Regions from separate parts of the Homo sapiens genome. Here region 2 is linked to region 1. Evidence: read pairs that join two places in POLR2A ChIA-PET (ENCODE). Cell type or tissue: CD4-positive, alpha-beta T cell. All regions are shown on one strand. Links, peaks and the distances in the headings refer to the core of each region. The heading gives the core; the rest is flanking DNA. Region 1 overlaps TSC22D3 (TSC22 domain family member 3). Region 2 has its middle 46 kb from the start of PRPS1.

What was found. ChIA-PET counts read pairs that join two places held together with the same protein. Peaks named below come from ENCODE experiments on the same cell type or tissue, not always from the same donor. Only the 100,000 strongest peaks of a DNase experiment are listed, where the experiment ranks them.
Region 2: POLR2A ChIA-PET joins it to region 1 with 85 read pairs; 18 of 35 experiments call an interaction of 5 or more read pairs at or near these places.

The regions. Positions count from the first base shown.
Region 1 is chrX:107,738,731-107,744,098 of GRCh38, forward strand. All of the region lies in intron 1 of TSC22D3 (TSC22 domain family member 3), which reads right to left. Among named protein-coding and RNA genes, the nearest start is that of TSC22D3, 34 kb to the right of the region's middle. In CD4-positive, alpha-beta T cell, for the core only: no CTCF peak of the experiment used is centred there; a DNase peak (open chromatin) is centred at 3,421; H3K4me3 peaks cover 985 bases; H3K27ac peaks cover 2,853 bases.
Region 2 is chrX:107,671,857-107,677,224 of GRCh38, forward strand. No RefSeq gene overlaps it. Among named protein-coding and RNA genes, the nearest start is that of PRPS1, 46 kb to the left of the region's middle. RefSeq lists silencers at 1,282-1,331, 4,499-4,558 and an enhancer at 2,086-2,285. In CD4-positive, alpha-beta T cell, for the core only: a CTCF peak has its summit at 1,169; DNase peaks (open chromatin) are centred at 1,275, 2,385, 2,885, 4,445 and 1 weaker place; H3K4me3 peaks cover 3,809 bases; H3K27ac peaks cover 4,317 bases.

The DNA.
Region 1 (5,368 bases), core at 320-5,319:
TGAGTCCTTAAGGCAGTAATTTTTACCAGGGGCTCTAAGTGTGGCCCATGAGCTTGGCTTCCCAGAGCTAGGGCCCGGTCACTGTGGGGTCCCCCCACCCCCACCCTTGTTGCCATGACACATGGTTCTACAAGTGCTGAGTGGCATTGTCAGAGCCGGATGCAAACGGCACGCAGCAGGGGCTAGCTGTGAGCCAGTTGGCCAGCTGACATTTCAGGGTCCAAAGAGCTTGTGTGTACCGGACAAGCTGTTTATTGTGGTCTTGGCACTGCCCGGCCCTTCAGACAGCAACAAATGCTCCCAAACTGGGAAAGGAGAGGAAATAAGGAATCAGTCGTAGCCAAAGAAGACCTGGACTCTCTTCCCTTACACCATTTGCTCCCTGCAGCTGACATGCTGCTGGTGCCAACCATCGGAAGTGCCCTTCCAAGGGAACTGGAGGGGGCAAGCCCCACAAACCTCCATTCGTGAAGACCTACATCACAAATCGTGGAAATGCCCACGTCAGCATCCTCCTGACTACCCAGAGCTCAGAAGCTGCTGCTGAGGGAAGGTGAAGCAATGGGTATATGGACTAGGAATGAGGAATCTTGATGTCACAAGGTTAACTGGCACTTCAATGCTGCAGGCTCCACACGCACACACGCACACACAGGCGCGTGCACACACACACATGCACCCTTTCAGGGAGATGGTCATAAATGGGCTGTGATAAAAATGGTCCTTTCCAGTCCTGGCCTGGTCCTTCCAGATATACTCAAGGTTGACCACACACACGCTGGGGAAACTGTGGCAAGGGCATGCGTGTTGGAGCATAGGTGAGGTTCACAGGTGAGAAAAAGAAGACCCCACATGAGGGAAGCCAGGAAGCCAGAGTCTGGAGAAGTTGTGTGGTAGGTGGAGCTTCCCAGAAGACATTTATTTAGCCCCATGCCCAAGGGCCAGTCTAGTCTGTCCCATGGCCTGAGGGGAAGCCCTATCTGGGAGGGACAAAATCAGGGATAATGGGTTCAGCTCTGCCTCAGGCTCTTGACTTCTGCACCTCATTCCACCCAGGTTTGTAACTGCCAGGGCTGGACACACATAATTACTGAAGTGTCTTCTTAGTGTCCCGCTTGGGGTCTTTGATCTGTCTATGGTTGATCACATAGTCAGTCCTATCAGCCCAGTGGTGTGTGATCGACACGATTGATCATCACACATACACTGGGCAATGGGAATGAATACCAGCAGCTAACAGTCATTGAGCACCTGCTTTGTGCAAAACGTGGCTCAAAGCACTTCATATACAGTATATATGTTATCTCAATCAACTTTCTCCAGACTCAGGAGGTCAATATTGTATGTATCACTTCCAGTTTGCAGAGGGGAAATCTGAGGCTCAGAGAGGCAAAGTAACTTACCCAAAGTCATACCGGGTAGAGAAAGTGGCTGACTAGGGATTCAAATTGAGGTCTGGCTGGCTCCAAAGCCTGAGCTCATTACGCTTCAGGGCCACTTGTGACTAAGCATATGAGCATGCCCATTTGTAGAAGAAGCCTCAGGGAAGGAAAGAACAGTAAGAGAGATCGTGCTGGGCATGGTGGCTCACGTCTGTAATCCCAGCACTTTGGGAGGCCGAGGCGGGCGGATCACGAGGTCAAGAGATCGAGACCATGATGGCCAACATGGTGAAACCCCGTCTCTACCAACAATACAAAAATTAGCTGGGCCTGGTGGCACACGCCTGTAGTCCCATCTGCTCGGGAGGCTGAGGCAGGAGAATCGCTTGAACCCGGGAGGCGGAGGTTGCAGTGAGCCAAGATCGTGCCACTGCACTCCAGCCTGGCGACAGAGCAAGACTCAGTCTAAAAAAAAAAAAGAGAGAGAGAAGATCCAAGAGCTTGGCTGAGGTTGAAGAACCATGACGGTGAAAGAGTGGGTGTACAACAGAGGGAGGATGGGCAGCAGAGTGCCCAGCAGATGCCAGAAGCTAAGATTATCTAAGTTTGTGGCCTTGTCCCTCTTGGTAACCCCCATAGCAACCAAAACTGGTGTCTGCCATTTCACTGGTACTCATTCAGCCAAACTCTGCTAAAGAATGAATAAGCTCAACATGGCAACCTTGGGAAATACACACAGACCAAGTTACTGCCTCCCACTTGGTAAGACCCAAGCTTTAAAGTGAGTTTCCCCAGAGTCCGGGTCACCAGACATTACTTAAGCCCCAAGCACATGACAGGCATTGGGAGTAGGGAGATGAACATCACAAGGATCCTGCCCTTGAGGTGTGGCCAGGCTGGCAGGGGAGATGTTAGGTTTGCCTAAGCCATCTCCAGGGGTCTACTGAGGTGTGGGCTATGGTTAGGGAAGAGAATGAAGCCCCTAGACCTCCTCAGGGATGAGGTTGTTGCCTTCAGCTCCCAGAACTCAGCACTGCCACTCACAGAACTAGGCAGCCCCACTGGCATCTTTCTCCCTGGGGTTGCTTCTACAAACGCAGCTCAGAGCTGCCTTTTGGGGCTATGCTGGCCACTTTAGCTGGCAAATTGGGAGCCTGAAATGAGTGAGGACTGGGAGAAGGGGCGAAGCCACCGTAGATCCCCCTTTCCCTTTCTTTCTTAGTGTGTGGCAGTGAAGCCCCCTCAACCACACCCCAGCAAGGGGAGAACAACTTTCCTCAGAGCTCTCCCCCACTCCCACATTGTCTCCTCCCACTCTGGGAAGCCCAAGGCTTAGAGAAATGAATCCAAGTCATTAACTAATTAATGAATATGGATGGCAAAGTTGCTGAGGTTGCTGGAAAACACCCTGTTGCCGCCAACACACACAGCGCAGCCAGGCACCCGCCTCCCACCATGGGCGAAAGGAGGCTAAGGAGAAACTATTGGACTGTATCTTCCTAAGGCTCTAGCTGCAGCAGAAGCGCCCACAACGCAGCAGCCCCTTGCTCAGTGCCTGGAGACCAACTCATGGGTAACACATCCCTTTGCAAGAACGGCCTCCTCCAATCCAGCTGGGGCAGCAATCTGCTCACTTGCTCAGCATCAAGGGTACTCTCTGTGGTCCAAGGAATTCTGTCTGTAGGGCTAGCCCAGTGCAAAGTGCAAGGCTGCAGGAGATGGATGGATGGAGATAGGAAAAGGGGAGAGAAAAGGAGAAGGAGAGACTGAGAGGCACACACAGCTGGCAAGAGCCCATCTCCAGCTGTTGGGCGGGCTGTTTCCTTTGATAAAGCACTTGGCAGTACTCCCAGTTCTGTAGTTTCTGGCCTGCGAAAGCACACCCGGAGCACGAGCCTGCCTGTGGGAGGACTTCAGCCTTGCTTTGTTTTCTTTCTTTCCTTTTTTTAAGCTTTAGAAAAGGCCCCTCCCCTCCCAAGGAACCTTGTCCCTCCCCCAACACCTCGGCAAAGTGAAGTTGCACCAGCAGGTGATGTGGGCTGGGCTTCCGGGTGCCTTCACAGAAAGTCAGTGCCACAGAGCCATGTTAAAGGGCTTGGGACGGGTGTGCAGTTAAGTCTCAGCATATACTTTCAGGCACATGTATTTGAGAGAGAGAGAGAGAGAGAAAGAGAGAGAGAGAGAGAGAGAGAGAGAGAGAGAGAGAGTGTGTGTGCGCGCGCGCGCGGTGTTTAGGAAGGGGGGAGGGAGCGGGGGAGGGAGGGAGAGAGAGAGAAAGAGAGAGAGGGAGAGAGACTGAGTTGTGTGTGTCTGAGAGGCTCTGCTTGTTTGTTGTGGTTGATGCTGCCTTCTGTGTGGCACATCACCACTGTTCTCCCCGCCGAGGCTCCTTTCAGCTCACTAATGCTTCCCTGGAAGGCCTGGGAAATAGAGGGAGTCCCCATGTCACAAGATCACACAGAACAACAAGCCTCTCTGCCCGCTGGTCTTCTGGCTTTGTGGAAGTCCGTCTCTCCCCCTTCACCCTCCTTCATAAAAGGAGCAAGGGGACTTGAAGGCATCCAAGGTCCCTTGCAGGGACCAGAGCCTGTAATATGGCAAGTCTGCCTGCCCCCTCCCTGCATTTACAGTCCAATGACCCAACGGCCCCAGACCCCAGACAGTTTAACCAGCCCACGCACGTCCTCCCTGCGAGTTTCCCAGATTCCTGAGGGGAACCTGATCCCGCCCTGGGATCAGTATGGGCTCTTCACATCATCCGCGAGAGATCCCTGCTCCTCGGGAGCCCCGAGAGCAGCGCCCGTTCCCACAGGCTGCCAGCCCCACAGCACCTGTGGTTGGGAGGCGACCTCCCAGAGTCAGTGGTGAGGCCGCCCAGGGAGAGGGCCCTGTGGCCGGGTGGGAAACACGAGCAGAAGCGACAGAACTTCCCCCTGCCAGCCCAGGCTGCCAGGATAGCCCTGGACACTGCCCCGTCTGACCCGCTGCCCCACCACGCCCATCCAAGGCTGGAACCAGAGCGGCCCTTGGCCCTGAGCTACGGGAGAAGCCAGTTCCGAAGAAGAAAAGGCGGCACAACGACAAACACAGCCTGGGAACTTTGCACCAGCTTCCACACTGGAAGGCCTCAAACGTCCCTTGTTCCAAACAACCCCCCATACCCCCAACAAAAGTATTTACCTCATGAAGAAAGGGAGGGCGCTAGACTCACAGAACAGACAGCAGAGCCAGAAGGGCGATCATCTAGTCTGACCCTTTCATCTTACATATGGGGAAACTGAGGCCCACAGTGAGGAAGAGACTTTTGCTGGCTAGCAGAAGAACTGGCAGTAGAAGTCAAGGTACTTCCCCAAACACTTCCAGGTCCTAGCCATGGTTGAAAGAAGATATACCAACCTGAGGCCCAAGCAGGTATTTCGGGCCCCAGAAGCAGTAGTCCTGGCTCCAGAGTTGGATTTGTGAGCTGAGGATGGCCAGGATGCTTGTGTGGTGCAGGGAGCACTCTAGACCCCTTTACTTGTCAATAGACATGCCTGTTGACACTGCTGGGCCAGGTGGGCATCACATGTAGGGCTCGATGTCAAGCCTGAGCTGGATTGAAGACCTTTGCTCTTCCCTGCCCTCATTCTTTCTAGAGTGCTCTTCCTACCCAGGGCTCAAGCTCTGGAAGGGAGGGGAAGCATGGCCCTAGTTTTTCCACTGGTTGTGGGTGAGGGGGGAATCAACAGGGGAACAAACCCAGGTCTGTAGCCTTTACCACTCCTTTGGGATTCAGATCCCACCTTGCTCCTTCCCAGTCCAGATGTAGTAATACTCCACTTGAGGCCCAAGTGTGTAGCCTGAAATAAGTGCAAGAGAAGTGGGTGGGTGGGAGTGCCCACCAGCTTTGAGAAGGTGATAAGCCATGGGAAACTTTCTTAACATTTAAGCCTACTCCGTGGCCAGACTGTAGGTAGATGGTAAGGTTCACTAAGCTGACCCAGGTA
Region 2 (5,368 bases), core at 181-5,180, 67 kb before region 1:
CCCCAAAGAATTGAAAGCAGAGGCTCGGACAGATACTTGTACACCAATGTGTTTACAGCAGCATTCTTCACAATAGTCCAAAGGTAGAAACAACCCTTAAGTGTCTATCAATGGATGAATGGATAAACAAAATGTGGTATATCCATACAGTAGACAATTACTCAGCCTTAAAAGGAAAGAAACTCTGGCACATGCTACAACATGAAGATTATGCTAACTGAATAAGCCAGACACAAAAGGACAAATATTGCATGATTCTGCTTATATTAGGGACCTAGAATAGTCAAATTCATAAGAGACAGAACATAGAATGGTGATTACTAGGGGCTAGGGGGAGGGGAGAATGGGTATATTCTCTACCCTCACTCTGGGGGCGGGTTTGTGGGGGGGATTATTGTTTAATGGGTATGGAGTTTTGCAACATGAAAAGAGTTCTGGAGGTGGAGAGTGGTAATTGTTGCAGAATAATGTAAATGTACTTATTGTCACTGAATTATGCACTTAAAAATGATTCAAATGGCAAAAATTTTTAGGCTGGGCGCGGTGGCTCACGCCTGTTATCCCAGCACTTTGGGAGGCTGAGGGGGGCGGATCATGAGGTCAGGAGATCAAGACCATCCTGGCTAACACGGTGAAACCCCGTCTCTACTAAAAATACAAAAAAAAAAAAAAAATTAGCTGGGCGTGGTGGCGGGTGCCTGTAGTCCCAGCTAGTTGGGAGGCTGAGGCAGGAGAATGGCATGAACCTGGGAGGGGGAGCTTGCAGTGAGCTGAAGTCGTGCCACTGCACTCCAGCCTGGGCAACAGAGTGAGACTCTGTCTCAAAAAAAAAAAAAAAAAAAAAAAAAGCTAGGCATGGTGGCATGCGCCTGTAGTCCCAGCTGCTTGGGAGGCTGAGGCAGGCAGGAGAATCACTTGAACCCAGGAGGTGGAGGTTGCAGTGAGCCAAGATCGTGCCACTGCACTGCAGCCTGGTGACAGAAAGAGACTCCATCTCAAAAAAAAAAAAAAGAGATTCAAATGGTAAAAAATTTTAAAACACCACGAAAACAAAAACAAAACAGCCCGTGCAGCAGCCTGGTCCACTGAGCTTGCAGCCCAGACATTGGTGGTGGGTTTTGAGGTCTAAAAATAGGGCCTCCTATGGCAAAAATTGGTCACCTGGACAGGAACAGCAGTGAGAGCTTATTGCCTGAAGAGGGGGCAAGAGAGCTCTGGGACGGTGAGTTTCCTCACCTACCCCATCTCCCTTTCCCCCCTCCCTCCGTGTGTGCGTGCGTGCGTGCGTGCGTGTGTGTGTGTGTGTGTGGTGTGCACCTCACCACCCCACCCCACTCCAGAGCAGACAGACCGCCAGCCCAGCAGAAGCAACTGGGTGTGGCCTGACTCCCAGGGAGTCCTGGGGAATCCCTGCAACTGAGCAAATTTCGCTCCTGCCTCTTCCAGATTCTCCAGGGAGCTGTCCTCTCCTCTGAGGTCCAAGTTAGCTAGCCTATTCTCCAGTGAAAAAACTGATAGAAGGTATCCAGTTTTCAGGATTGTCTGGGGGGAAATGGAGGCAGTCCAGCAGAAAGATCATCGATTCAAGTGTAGCGGACTTGGGTTCAAATCCTGATTCTCCCACTTAGTAGAGTATGACCTTGGCCACAGTGTTTAACCTCTCTGTGCTTCAGTTTCCTTGGCTGTAAAACAGTACAGGGACCCATCTCAAAACTGTTGAGGATTAAATGAGATGTGCAAAGCACTTACAATAGTAAGTGTGAGATAAGCATCAGCTAGGATTACCTCATGAAGTGATTATTAAATGGTGAAAGGGTGGAAGCACCCAGTACCGTACAGGCCCTCAATCAGTGGTAGCTGATATAACGATGCTAATAATAACGATGAAGGTGCAGAGGCCCGAGAACCTAGCAGTCAGAGCAATGGCCAGAGGAATGTGGAGATGCCTAGTGCTGGCAGAGAAAGGAAAGCCCTGTTTCAGGGGCTCTAGGGAAGACAGTGGCAGCAAGTCCCTAGAGAGCACTGCTTGGCATCTCCTCTAGGTTGTTGCTCTGTGGCTCAGGCAGCCATTCAAATGCATGGGAAGGGAAGGAAAGAACCAGCAGTAGACATCCAGTGACACTGTTGGCCTTCCACCCATGGGAAACCTTCAGAGGAAGGGGAAGGGGCGGGGCCACCTTGGAGTCTCCAGGGACCAGCTGTACAGTAACAGCCTTTTTTTTATTATTATTTTTTATTTTCTCAATTCCTCCCCTCTTGGTGTCAAGCTTGTTTTTGTAGCTGGAGAGGAAAGGCATGGGCGGGGCTCGGCTGCACAGCACTTGGAACCACAAACCCGCCCCCAGAGTGAGGGTACAGAATGTACCCAGACTGCAAACCACACCCTTGTGGCTTGGGGAGGCCCCTGAGGTGGGCTGCGGAACTGTCACACTACATTGTTTGAGCCCTGCACCTAGCAACCAGCCTGGGAGCCTGCAGTGCTCAGACAACGGGGTGTACTCAGGGGCCAGGACTGAGTTAAAGGACCTTCTGCCAAATGGTCCCCCAGGACTAAGGATCCCTCTGATCGGAAAAAGAGGTCCATGGACCCCTGACACCCTCCTGGGACCAGATTAAGTCTGAAGCTGGCCTAGGAGAGGTTCCAGCCAAAGGCTACAGCCTGCAGACACTCCCAGTCACATCCAGATCCTCCTCCACCCCCAACCAATTTAGGGGAGCAGATTCTGCTTCCCTTTACCTGTCCTCCCCACCCCACTCCCTCTCAGGGAGGCCCCTCCTCCCAGGGAGGTTGCCCTCCCTCCCCCAGTCAGGGAGGCCTATGTAGGGTTTCCAGAGCAGTGAAGGGAGGAAACCAGATGGGACCTTTTGGGAGGGTGGAGACAGTTTTCCGAAGCCTGAAGTGACTTGAAAATGACAGAAGGTTGGGAGGGGGGCCAAACCCACAGCAGAGAGGGGAGGGACTTCCAGTTGGACGGGTTAGAGGAAGAAGGTCCTGTGAAACCCGGGTGAAATTCAGCAGGGATGAGTGCAAGGGGTTCGTTAGTGACAAAACCTAACAACATAATTTGGCTCGACACAAATAAACAAGGAAAACACCAAGTGAAGGAGGGAGTTGACCACAAGCTGAGTAAGATTCAGCGTCAAAATAGAGCACAGCTCACTTCTGTGGACCACATTTTCCAAAGCAAAGATCAGGACACATATTTGACAAGGATGAATGTACTTATGGGGAAACAAGCCCGAGTGTTTGAAGCTGAGACTCTCCCCAGCAAACATGGGTCCTAAGCTTGTTGAGACCATGCTCTGTGACAGTCTAGAGTCTTCATCAGACAGCCATGTCCATCATCTGGGGAAAAGGGAAAAGGCTCAGAATAGGAAGAAAGATGAAAGATGGGGCCTCGGGGCAGAGATTGGTGAAGTAGAGGCAGTGTAGTGAGGCGGAAAGAGTTCAGGCTTTGTCACTTAGTGGCTGTGCAACATCAGGAAAGTTACTTAACCTCTCTGAGCTCCAGTTTCTGCGTCTTTAAAACTTGGGTAATAATCTTTGCCCTAAAGGTTGTTGTGAAGATTTAAGTGATTCACAAAATATATAAAGCACTAAGCACATAGTAGGTCCTCAAGAAATGCTTGGCTGTCCATTTGGAGAAGGGAGAAATAAGATGAGAAGATTTTATAAGGAGGCTACTAAGCAGTAATTTTCCCACACTCATGGAAACTGGAACAAAAAGAAAGACTATGGCTGGAGTAGAAAGGATTTGGGTGGGTTTGGGAAGAACCTGGTGACTGTCAGAAGTTGCAAACTGGTGGCTAACAGACTGAATCCAGCCCTTGGGCAGGTTTTGTTTGGCCTGAACAGTGTTTTCCATAAATTTGAATTAGTTGCCAACCTTTTAAAAAGTGGAAGATTTCACATAAAAATCCACATATTGGCTTCTTTTGCAAAAAAGCAGAGAATCTAGCAACTCTGGACCCTCATGGCTGCATGGCAATGATTGTGGGAAGGGAGTAAGGGCCGTTTGTTTTAGAGGGTTTTTCATGCCAGTGCTTTGCAAACCGTAATGTGTGTAATTGCGACATCCAGACGGAGCAAATCCTTAGAGACAGAAAGTACAGCAGCGGTTGCCCATGGCTGTGGGGAGGGAAATGGGGACTGACTGCTAAAGGGTCTGGGGTTTCTTTTTGGAGTGATGAAAATGGAACCAGATAGAGGTGGTGGTTACACAACATTCTGAATATACTAACAACTTCTTAATTGTACACATTAAAAGGGTGAATTTTATGGCATGTGAATGATACTTTAATAGGGCTGTTATTTTTAAAATGCAAATGCTGATTCAGTAGATCCCAGCTGGGGCTCAAGATTCTGCATTTCTGACAAGCTCCCAGTTGTGGTTCATGCTGCCGGGCTTGGGACCAGCTCTGAGCAGCGAGCTCTTGCACTGCTGGTTTTCAGAGTCAGCTGCACATTGGAACCACCTGGGGAGTTTAGAAAAACACTCCTGCCTAGGTCTCACCCCCTGGGATTCTGATAACATTGGTGTAAGGTGAGACCCGGGTGTCCGGATTTGTAAAAGCTCCCCAGGTGATTATAATTTGCAGCCAATTTTGAGAACCACCCTCTTGTACCCTGGCCACTTTCCCCTTTCCCCTTACCTGCCTAGGCAGGCTCTCAGGCATTTGACCCCTGCTCTCCTCTAAACCCCAAAGCTTGGCTTCCAAGGCTGTGCCAGGGCGGCCAGCCCTGCCTGCCTCTCCACCTCCTCCCTGCCCACCCCTCATCCCACTGTAGTTCTGGGATTCTGAGGCCAAACCTTCATTGCCTCCCCCACTTTTTCCCGCCTCCCTAGTTAGCGGAGCTTGTTTTGTTTTCTTGGGCAGCTTTGAGTGAGGACATGTGTCAGAGGCGTTTGGAAAATCTAAAGAACTCACGTCCTTCCCTGGTGCCTCTTGTCCCCACTCCAGTCACCCGGAACTCACCAGGAGCCCCAGGCAGGGCGAAGCGTCCCGGTCCCGCCCTCGTCTGGCGGCCGCATGGAGGCCCACATGCCTTACGCTCCCCAAGCCGGGGCCGCGTGGGGCGACATGTGCTGCCGGTCACAGGGGAGGGTGGCCAGAGGCAAGTGATGCTGATCAGCATGGGCTTGGAAGCCGCCTAAGAACCAACCACAGCGACTTTTCCAGTGGGATGAGGAGGACGGGGAGGAGAAAAAAGTGGGCGGGGGCGGGGGAGGAGATCTTACACCAAGGCTTACTGGGTAATTTATTATTGCGTGAGAGCGTCTTAGAGCAGCAGCCCTGATCAACGTCCAGACATAGCAAGTCATTCCAAGTGAAAAGAGGTTACAACCACAAAAAGACAGAACATTTC